Regions from separate parts of the Homo sapiens genome. Here region 2 is linked to region 1. A link is an interaction called in ENCODE POLR2A ChIA-PET data of the cell type or tissue named here. Cell type or tissue: PC-3. All regions are shown on one strand. Links, peaks and the distances in the headings refer to the core of each region. The heading gives the core; the rest is flanking DNA. Region 1 overlaps MIPOL1 (mirror-image polydactyly 1). Region 2 overlaps FOXA1 (forkhead box A1).

Region 1 (5,380 bases), core at 146-5,145:
AAACCAAACACCGCAAGTTCTCACTCATAGGTGGGAACTGAACAATGAGATCACTTGGACACAGGGTAGGCAACATCACACACCAGGGCCTGTTGGGGGATGGGGAGCTGGCGGGGGACAGCATTTGGAGAAACACCCAATGTAAATGATGAGTTGATGGATGCAGCAAACCAACATGGCACATGTATATACCTATGTATCAAACCTGCACTTTGTGTACATGTACCCTAGAACTTAAGGTATTAAAAAAAAAAAACTGAATGTGTTTTAACAGCAGCCATGTCACCTCTTGAAAGCTTTGTTGCTTAAAAATTTCTTCCACTGGCTGGGTGCAGTGGCTTATACCTGTAATCCCTGCACTTTGGGAGGCCGAGGTGGGTGGATCACCTGAGGTCAGGAGTTCCAGACCAGCCTGGCCAACATGATGAAATCCTGTCTCTACTAAAAATACAAAAAATTAGCTGGGCGTGGTAGTGCATGCCTGTAATCCCAGCTACTCAGGAGGCTGAAGCAGGAGAATCACTTGAACCCAGAGGTGGAGGTTGCAGTGAACTGAGATCGTGTCACTGCACCCCAGCCTGGACAATAAAAGCAAAACTCCGTCTCAAAAAAAAAAACAAAAAACTTATTCCATCAGATATCTTAAATCATCTCTCTCAAGTTCAAAGTTCGACAAATCTCTGGGGCAGGAGCAAAATGCCGCCAGTCTCTTTGCTTTTGCTACAGTTCTCAACAAGTTCCTCATTTCTATCTGAGACCACCTCAGCCTAGATTTTATTGTCCATATCACTATCAGCATTTTGGGCAAAGCCATTCAATAAGTCTCCAGGAAGTTCCAAACTTTCCCACATTTTCCTGTCTTCTTCTGAGCCCTCCAAACTATTCCAGCCTCTGCTTGTTACCCAGTTTCAAAGTCACTTCCACATTTTCAGGTATCTTTTCAGCAGCACCCCACTCTACTGTATTAGTCCATTTACTGTGTTAGTCTGTTTACTGTGTTAGTCCGTTTTCACGCTGCTAATAAAGACATACTTGAGACCAGGCAATTTACAAAAGAAAGAGGTTTAATGGGCTCGCAGTTCCACGTGGCTTGGGAGGCCTCACAATCATCGTGAAAGGTGAAAGGCACATCTCACATGGCGGCAGCAAAAAAGAATGAAAGCCAAGCAAAAGGGGTTTCCCCTTATAAAACCATCACATCTCATGGACTTATTCACTACCATGAGAACGGTATGAGAGAAACCACCCATGATTCAATTATCTCCCACTGGATCCCTCCCACAACATGAAGGAATTATGGCAGCTACAATTCAAGATGAGATTTGCGTGGGGACACAGGCAAACTATATCACTACTTAACACATTAAACCCAAATTCAACAGCTTAAAACAATACACATTTGCAATCTCACTACTTAACACATTAAACCCAAATTCAACAGCTTAAAACAATACACATTTGCAATCTCACAGTTGCTAAAAATCAGAAATTGAGTGTTGCTTGGCTAAGTCCTCCAGCCCAGGGTCTCTCAAAAGGCTGGAATCGAAGTGTCAGCCAGGGGTGCAGTCATCTCAATGTTCAACAGGGAGAGGATCTGCTTCCAAACTCTCTCGGTGGTCGTTGGCAGGATTAATATCCCTGAGGGGGCTGGGCGCAGTGGCTCACGTCTGTAATCCCAGCACTTTGAGAGGCCAAGGTGGGCGGACCACGTGGTCAGGAGATCAAGACCATCCTGGCTAACGTGGTGAAACCCTGTCGCTACTAAAAATATAAAAAATTAGCTGGGCGTGGTGGCATGTGCCTGCAGTCCCAGCTACTTGGGAGGCTGAGGCAGGAGAATTGCTTGAACCCGGGAGGCGGAGGTTGCAGTGAGCCAAGATCGCACCACTGCTTTCCAGCCTGGGCGGCAGAGTGAGACTTCATCTCAAATAAATAAATAAACAAATGCCTGAGGTTTTTTAGACTGAGAACCTCAGTTCCTTACTGGCTGGAGGTCCCCTTCAGTTCCTTGACAGGTGGGCCTTTTCACAGGTCAGTTCACAACATGACAGCTGACTTCCTCAAGGTGAGTGAGCAACAGAGTGCCAGCAAAAAGGGAAGTCATAGATTTTGTAATCTAATCTGAGAAGTGACATCACACCATTTTTGCCATATTCTAGTAGAAGTGAGCCTCTAGGTCTAGTTCACCCTCAAGAGGAAGGAACTACACAAGAGTGAATACCAAGGTCATTTTAGAAGGCTCCCTATCACAGGTAGTATAATGGAAAAAGCAACTGGAATAAAAACCAGAACAAAAATAGGTTCTAGTAACTATGTGACTAAACTGAGAAGGTAGCCTAAATGACCCCTACGGTCTCTTGGCAGTCTTTTGAAAAAGATTACCAGAGATTAGAGATACTTCATCAAAAGGCCTCATTTCACAAAAGAAAGCTGAGTTCCAGGAAAAGTTAAAACAAACAGGTAGTGAGCCACACTTATTTTGCTCTTATGCCCAGTGCTCTTTCCACTATAGTAAACTGTTTTTGTAATTAATGCTCTAAAACAGTTCTATCTTCTCTTTATGATAGTCTCAAAATCTAATAAATTCAATAGAGAGAATAATAATACAATGCTGACAAAAGCAGCTACAATTGATTAATCTTGTGCATTATCTCTTTTTCTCTCATCAACCCTAAAGCCATCTCTAGATGGTACGTGAAGTTGCAAGTGGAAGTGAGTCATCTGCCCATCCCCAGTCCCAGGTAGCTGGACGTACTAGTAATAAGATTTGCTGGAAATAAATTATAAAAGCAACAAATAAGCAATAGACAAATACATTCACCTTGAACACACAGTCACCCTAAATATGGTAAACAAGATTAAATGTAACCTAAATAAAGTATCTAAAAACTGCAACCAGAAAAGGCAAGGTTTGTTAGTAATGAAATCCTGGAAAATTGTCCCAGAAGTCAACAATGGCAATGTAGTGCAGGCAATATGCAGGGGAGAAGGTACGGTCAGAAGCTAATGACTACAATTGGACTCACAAATACATCCTTACTAATATGAAAGCATCACCTAAGGATGATCGTACAAATTAAATATTTGTGCCACATAAATTCCCTATTTGCTCCCTTATGAAGTCTGAAGCCCTGGAGGGAGGGGACTCCCTTGTCTGAGAATCCCTCCTACTGGCACATGCCCTTTATTACCCATAATAATTTGTAGTGACTCCAAGCTGATTCAAGGAGTGCCATGAAAAACACGCATATGAACACAATTGCTTTGTGTGGGACTTATAAAGCAGGAAGGTATTTACATTAGTCATTGTGTGTGTGTTTGTGTGTGTGTGTGTGTGTGTGTAATGAAATGCAGTATGTACTGGATCCAGAATTTCTATATGAGAAAAGCTTACTTAACTGCAATGAATTGATAGTGGAAGGTGAGGCCCCTCTTAAATCTATCTGCATAACAATCAAGTAAGACTAAAAAAAACAATTATACATATCAAAGAAGGATCACACTGATGAAATTACCCTCACACCCTTCATTAGTATTAGCATATATCTAAATGTGCACTAAATTCACTTCTATAAATTACTTAAAAACAAGAAATGGGCTGGTGCAGTGGCTAATGCCTGTAATCCTGGCACTTTGGGAGGTCGAGGCAGGAGGACCTGAGGCCAGGGGTTGGATACTAGACCGGACAACAAAGGTAGACTCTGTCTCAACAAAAACAGAAAACAAAATAGCTAGGTGTGATGTTGAGCACCTGCAGTCCTATCTACTTGGGAGGTTGCAGCAGGGAAGACAGCTTGACCCCAGGTCAAGGTTACAGTGAGCTATGATTGCACCACTGTACTCCAGCCTGAGTGACAGAGCAAGATCCTGTTTCTAAAAGCAACAACAAGAACAACAACAAATACCTAGAAAGTGTTAGCTAAAAATGTTAACATGGATGGTGGGCTGAATGGTATTAAAGTAAAATTTTGGGCAATACTGAGCAAAAGGCAGGGGGCCAAGAGTAAAAGATGAACTGGGCAGCCCAAAGAGACATTTAAGGAAGAAAGGGCCTCCATCCTGGGAAGAGGTGTCACAGTTGAGCTTCACGGCCCAAGTCAATGGCTATTACGTCCTATATCATGAGTGTACTCAATCACTAGATAAAAATGTCAGAAAACCCAAGATGGAACAGCTCAAAGGACAAAATGCACCTTAAAATATTACAATAACTATATTATATATTTTTACATATTTTTACTCAAAATATCCAGAACTGTCTAGACATTCATCCTTTTCTTTCCTAGCCTTTTAAATAATATCAAAGAAAGACTGTCTCTTCTTTCTTTTCTCACTTCTTACCTGTCTTTTGTTCTTCAGATTTACAGGGTGAGAAGAAAGTGGGAGAAGTAAAAACAATTCAGACAAGAATCAAACTGGCCTCTAATTAGTCTTAAGGTAAAACTGGTAAACCAAATAAAGTATGTTTAGAGATCTGAAATCCAACACCAAAACACTATAACACATGCTGCTTTACAATACTGGCCAGGTGTGGTGGCTTGTGCCTGTAATCCCAGCATTTAGGGAGGCTGGGGAAGGAGGATCACTTGAGCTCAGGAGTTTAAAACCAGCCTGGGCAACATGGCAAAACCCCATCTCCACAAAAAAATATTAAAATTAGCCTGGGCATGTTGGTGTGTGCCTGTAACCCTAGCTACTTGGGAAGCCGAGGTGAGAGGATCACTTCAGCCCAGGAGGCAGAGGCTGCAGTGAACCGAGATCACCCCACTGCACTCCAGCCTGGGTGACAGAGGTACACCTTGTCTCAAAAAAAAAAAAAAAAAAAATACACACACACACACACACACACACACACACACACACACACACACACACATAGATAGATATAGTATTATGGATCTATATTTCTCTAATATAGCCCATCTCAGTTACTGATTTCACATCCAACCAATTGGCAAAAAATTGAACAAACATTTTTCAATAGAGCAGGGGTTAGTACGCTATGGCCCACAACTCAAATCCAGCCAGAGGACTGTGTTAAAAAAAAAAAAAAAAAAAAAAACTAACTGGGAAACCATTAGGTTGAGACAGCTCCAGCACTTTGGGTTCCTATGTAAACAAACCAAAACCCAACTCAATGTAAACAGTAAAACTAAACTTGAGTTTAATCAATCAGAAACCACCAAACAACTTCTAACTAGAGACATTCCACTGTTACCAATCAAATATTTTCTGTTTCCATAAACACCTTATAAAAGTTTTCCCCTCACACCCTCTTGGTGGAGTCTTGAATAACTTGTGGTCTGGTGATACCCAATTTATGAAATTGCTGAATGCTCATATAAACTCTAAAATTTCCATGTGCCTAAAGTTATCTTTT
Region 2 (5,316 bases), core at 1-5,000, 390 kb before region 1:
TGTGGCAATACTCTTAACCATAAGAATTGAAATGGTGAAGAAACAAGTATACACTAGAGGCTCTTAAAAGTATTGAAAGACAATACTGCTGTTATATAGCAAGACATAAACAGATTATAAACATCAGAGCCATTTGCTTCTCAGTTTACATTTCTGATACATGCAGATAGCAGATGTCTTTAAATGAAATACATGTATATTGTGTATGGACTTAATTATGCACATGCTCAGATGTGTAGACATCCTCCGTATATTTACATAACATATAGAGGTAATAGATAGGTGATATACATGATACATTCTCAAGAGTTGCTTGACCGAAAGTTACAAGGACCCCAACCCCTTTGTCCTCTCTACCCACAGATGGCCCTGGGAATCAATTCCTCAGGAATTGCCCTCAAGAACTCTGCTTCTTGCTTTGCAGAGTGCCATGGTCATGTCATTCTGAGGTCACATAACACATAAAATTAGTTTCTATGAGTGTATACCATTTAAAGAATTTTTTTTTCAGTAAAAGGGAATATTACAATGTTGGAGGAGAGATAAGTTATAGGGAGCTGGATTTCAAAACGTGGTCCAAGATTCAAAAATCCTATTGATAGTGGCCATTTTAATCATTGCCATCGTGTGCTTGTTTCATCCAGTGTTATGCACTTTCCACAGTTGGACATGGTGTTAGTATAGCCAGACGGGTTTCATTATTATTTCTCTTTGCTTTCTCAATGTTAATTTATTGCATGGTTTATTCTTTTTCTTTACAGCTGAAATTGCTTTAAATGATGGTTAAAATTACAAATTAAATTGTTAATTTTTATCAATGTGATTGTAATTAAAAATATTTTGATTTAAATAACAAAAATAATACCAGATTTTAAGCCGTGGAAAATGTTCTTGATCATTTGCAGTTAAGGACTTTAAATAAATCAAATGTTAACAAAAGAGCATTTCTGTTATTTTTTTTCACTTAACTAAATCCGAAGTGAATATTTCTGAATACGATATTTTTCAAATTCTAGAACTGAATATAAATGACAAAAATGAAAATAAAATTGTTTTGTCTGTTGTTATAATGAATGTGTAGCTAGTAAAAAGGAGTGAAAGAAATTCAAGTAAAGTGTATAAGTTGATTTAATATTCCAAGAGTTGAGATTTTTAAGATTCTTTATTCCCAGTGATGTTTACTTCATTTTTTTTTTTTTTTTTGACACCGGCTTAAGCCTTCTGTGTTTCCTTTGAGCCTTTTCACTACAAAATCAAATATTAATTTAACTACCTTTCCTCCTTCCCCAATGTATCACTTTTCTTTATCTGAGAATTCTTCCAATGAAAATAAAATATCAGCTGTGGCTGATAGAATTAAGTTGTGTCCAACGGAGACTCATGAACTCTCTTCTCATTAAAAGAGAAACGAAACTTAGCCATCAGGGTAGCTCTGGAGGAGGTGGGAGGAGGGGAGTTAATTCACTCTCGCAGGGGAAGCGTTGTACCGACAGGACATTTTAGGGTAGCCGCTATTTTGCATTTTGTGAAGATTGTTTTAAATTTTGATTCAAAAATGTCGTTCCTAAGAACTTAAAGTTGATAATTTGTTTCCTTCTAAGGAGCTTTTAAATGCAACTTCACACTCCATAGTTGCTTGGGATCACAAAATCATTAATCTCCTTTGATAGCAGGCTCACTTTCCAGTCCACCTATTTCTTTGTAAGTCTTGTTCGGATTGACATCAACAATAACAACACCAGCTCAAGCAGAGGCCTGCCTGCCTGAGCCCTTGTGTATGAACTCCATCCTCACCAGGGCTTGAACTTGGACAGCCTTTACTTTGATCGCCCCACTCCACACCGCGGACAAGATAAAAAGAGCCGTGTGAGTCGCTTAATTATCGCGTAATTGCCTCCCCAGATGAGAGAAAGGGTGCCATGTAGCACTTGAAAAAATCCAGAAATCCCAAACCCCCACTCACTTCAGTTAATGAAAGGAGGAGGGGAGGGAAATTACTGGTTTGAATAATTTCAAACCCTAATTTGGAGACCTCGGAAGGACATCAAAGTCCCAAAGAGAGGAAAAAGCTTCCAATCCCAACAGTTACTCTTATTTACATAAGGTAAACAAATTCAGCTTCCAAATGTAATATAAAGGCGTGGGCTTGGGCCTCGGAATCCCGCCCCCACTGAATCTAAGATGTTTAACTTCTGTGCTGTCCTCTCTGTGATGTTCCCTTTCTCCTTTTCAACGTATTAGAAACATCAGCGCCTTGCCTTCACCCCACCAAGCTTAAGTTGGCCTTAGCTCTCGCTCTGTTACTTGCCGGAGACATTTTCTAGTTATGCGGGGGACGGGGGCACTTTGGAGACCTGCCTCGGGAGCTGGACCGCGGGGAGCCTGCAGGCCCAGCCCCTGCTTTGTGGGCTTCTCGCAGTTCTCAGACCGCACACTCCGCCACCTCTGGGTGATGCGACCTGCCACCCGCGCGTTAGGACGCGCGCGGGTTGGCGGCCAGGACAGCTGGTTGCCAGGGAAGGCGGACAGAGCAGGACAGCAAGCGTCTCGAGGTGACAAGTGCAGATAGTTCTTCATTGTTTGGGCATTTTCCCTTCCTAGCGAATAAATCTCCTGTTGAGCCCGGGACCTAAAAGTCAACAAAGAAGGCCAGCCGCCTCGTTACGGCTCCTGCGGCCCCGGCGGCCCGCGTTGCCGCGGCTGCTCCCGCTGCGTAATCCCTTCCTCGGAAACCCGGACACACAAACACCCGGGCGCCCGGGCTGGGGCGCCGCGCCCCTGGGTCAGGAAGAAAACATCTGTGGTTCCGAGGGAGTGCGGAGACCCTGCCTGAGGGCGCCGCCTTCCTGCGACCCCCACCCCATCCCCTTTTCGTCTGGGTGTTTCCACATTTCTTCACCTCGCCAGCTCCCGAAGACCAGGGCCGGAAAGGGGCTGCTGACCGTCCCGCCGCGGTGCTCCTGCTCGCTGGTCTTAGGAATTTCGCCCGAGATGGGGGAGGGGTCCCCGGGGAGGGGAGGGAGGGGGCGAAGAGGGGCGAGGAGGGAAAGCCTTCCTCCTGACCCAAGTGTACAGCTCCGGTGGCGCTCGGACCCACCAACGCTACCGAGCAAACATTTTTACAAAAAAGAAAAAAACAAATGTTTTGGGAGTGAGCATAGGACAGGGGAGGGGAGCTGCAATTGTTACTCTCACCTTGCATTTAGGAAGGGCAGGTATGAAACATTTTTAAGGTGACAAAAACAGAACCAAAGATAGGGAAGAAGAAAAGCTCACCAGTTCTATTCAGCAAAAACTAAACAACTCACAGGTGTTCGGAAGTAGAAGGCAGTTCCGTCCATTTTCTACATGATGGCTAATACAGTGTTTACATCAAAGGCAAAATTTAATTTCCATTGTCCCTTTGTGATCCCCCTCATACAGGATAAACTGATGAGAATTATTAGGGAAGGAGGGATTAAAACAAACAAGATCCTAGTAAAGCTCCCAACCTCTGTTTTCATTTTCTGAAGGCTAGATACCTAATTGATTTCACTGAAAGCATAAAAACATTATATTTCTTAGAAGTCTAACAGATTTGAACGAGCCATAACAGAAAAGAAGTCCTGAAGTGATAAAAATGTAAGCCCTTGTTTTGGCATTTTAAAAAATTGGTCTCAATTCCACAAACATGCTTAAGTTTCTTTGCAAAAAACTGCCGAGATCAATACAAATTCCTTCCAATGCTGGCCAAAGTAGAAGACCTGTCACCCAAATTAATTAACCTTTCCTCAAGATCAATTGGTTTTCTGTTGATTTAGCAGTAATATTGTAGAACATTTAGCTATAATGTATTTTAATGTGATCCCTCAATGTCAACAGGAAAAAATTCGTTGAAAAATAAAATAGCTTAAATAAGTTAGTAGACATTTTATACCTTTGTAGGAAATATTTTGCCTTCAAAAATTAAATACCAATTGTTTATTTGAATTGTAATAAAGTGTGTTTTGCAACTAAATGGAGTTAAGAGCATGCCTAATTACTCCAAGATAGTTATATGCAAAAAGATGATTGTTTTAAAGATATCTAGAACTAAATAGGTAATCAAATTATGCTGAAATTTAAAAACAAAATTTTCTCAAACTGAAAGAATCGTTAGAATCAATAGATTCTCATGAGAGTAAGAATGTAAGAAAATGAAATGAAAAAAACATGAATATTTCACAATCTTCCTGTTTATAAATAGAATTGATTTGGAAAGGTAAAGCGTTTCTTAAAGTAGCCACTTACACAAGTTTTATTTTCATGCACGATGTTAGTGTATCCAAATAACATTTAACAACAGATTACCTTAAATCTTGTGTTTTTTCTTCCAAATAGCTAAGTTTGGGGGCATAATAATTCCATTGGTTTTTCTTTTAGCCCCAGCCCAGCATGGTTCTTTGAACTTTGGCCAGCTAGGACTGCAGCCCTCACCTTTTTGTTCTCCACCATCATTTTACCAAGCAATCTGGGGCTGGAAAATACCCATGCCATTCAATTTTAACTTGTAAAATGCATGAATTTTCCTGTTATAAACATTTTAAAACACCTGACAAGGGGGAAATCCTCACTTGCCACCTTTCTTTTTCTATTTAACTTCCTTATTTCTCCAATTATGTTAGCTGTGACTACAGTGTAAGAGCAAAGCACATGGTGAGAGTGAGCACTCCTCCCCCTTGCAGTCCCGGGAAATAAGGAGCCCTCCTTTTTCTGGGTGCCACTCCGTGATCTTTTGGGGTTCTCTATGTTCCAGTCAACCTAAAGGACAGAGGCAAGATATTCTCCCTCAAAATCCAGGAAGGAAAGGGCTTAAGTAGAATCGTGCTCGAATACATCAGAATCCAGGTGGAATGCGGGTCAAGTCACTGGCGAAATCAAGAACCAGGCCAGTGACACCAACGGCAGGCCTGACTCAGAATTTAAGTGTGAGGTTGCCTTGGTTTAACTTTTTACGTCTCTCAACTCCCCTTCAAGATTACACATCAGGGGCTTTTTCTTTTCTCTTTATTTAATTTCTGAAACCAAGGAAAAAAACAACCTGGAAATTCCCCCCAAAGCATTGCTATTGCCTGCAAATTGGGAACAATGAATTAAATTGGAAACCTCCTTAGCCAATCCCCCCGCCCCCCCCCCCAACACACACACACTTTTAAAAAGGAGTACATTTGTTATTCTTTTGCTTGCCTGCTCATATCCCGGGTCAGTTTTCTGGTTTCTCTCTCTTACGCCAAAGATTGTTTTAAAACACAAACAATTTAATGAAAAGACTTTAAGGAGCTCTGCGGCGGTTTGTAT

Evidence for each region. Peaks named below come from ENCODE experiments on the same cell type or tissue, not always from the same donor. Only the 100,000 strongest peaks of a DNase experiment are listed, where the experiment ranks them.
Region 2: POLR2A ChIA-PET joins it to region 1 with 15 read pairs; 2 of 35 experiments call an interaction of 5 or more read pairs at or near these places.

Annotation. Positions count from the first base shown.
Region 1 is chr14:37,200,347-37,205,726 of GRCh38, reverse strand. All of the region lies in intron 1 of MIPOL1 (mirror-image polydactyly 1), which reads right to left. Among named protein-coding and RNA genes, the nearest start is that of MIPOL1, 5.1 kb to the right of the region's middle. In PC-3, for the core only: no CTCF peak of the experiment used is centred there; DNase peaks (open chromatin) are centred at 2,736 and 3,256; H3K4me3 peaks cover 1,244 bases; H3K27ac peaks cover 2,150 bases.
Region 2 is chr14:37,585,607-37,590,922 of GRCh38, reverse strand. FOXA1 (forkhead box A1) reads left to right here. Exons shown (of 2, transcript NM_004496.5): 2 at 1-1,371. Among named protein-coding and RNA genes, the nearest start is that of FOXA1, 7.0 kb to the left of the region's middle. RefSeq lists an enhancer at 2,184-3,024. In PC-3, for the core only: no CTCF peak of the experiment used is centred there; DNase peaks (open chromatin) are centred at 1,442, 2,192, 2,622, 4,892 and 1 weaker place; H3K4me3 peaks cover 5,000 bases; H3K27ac peaks cover 5,000 bases.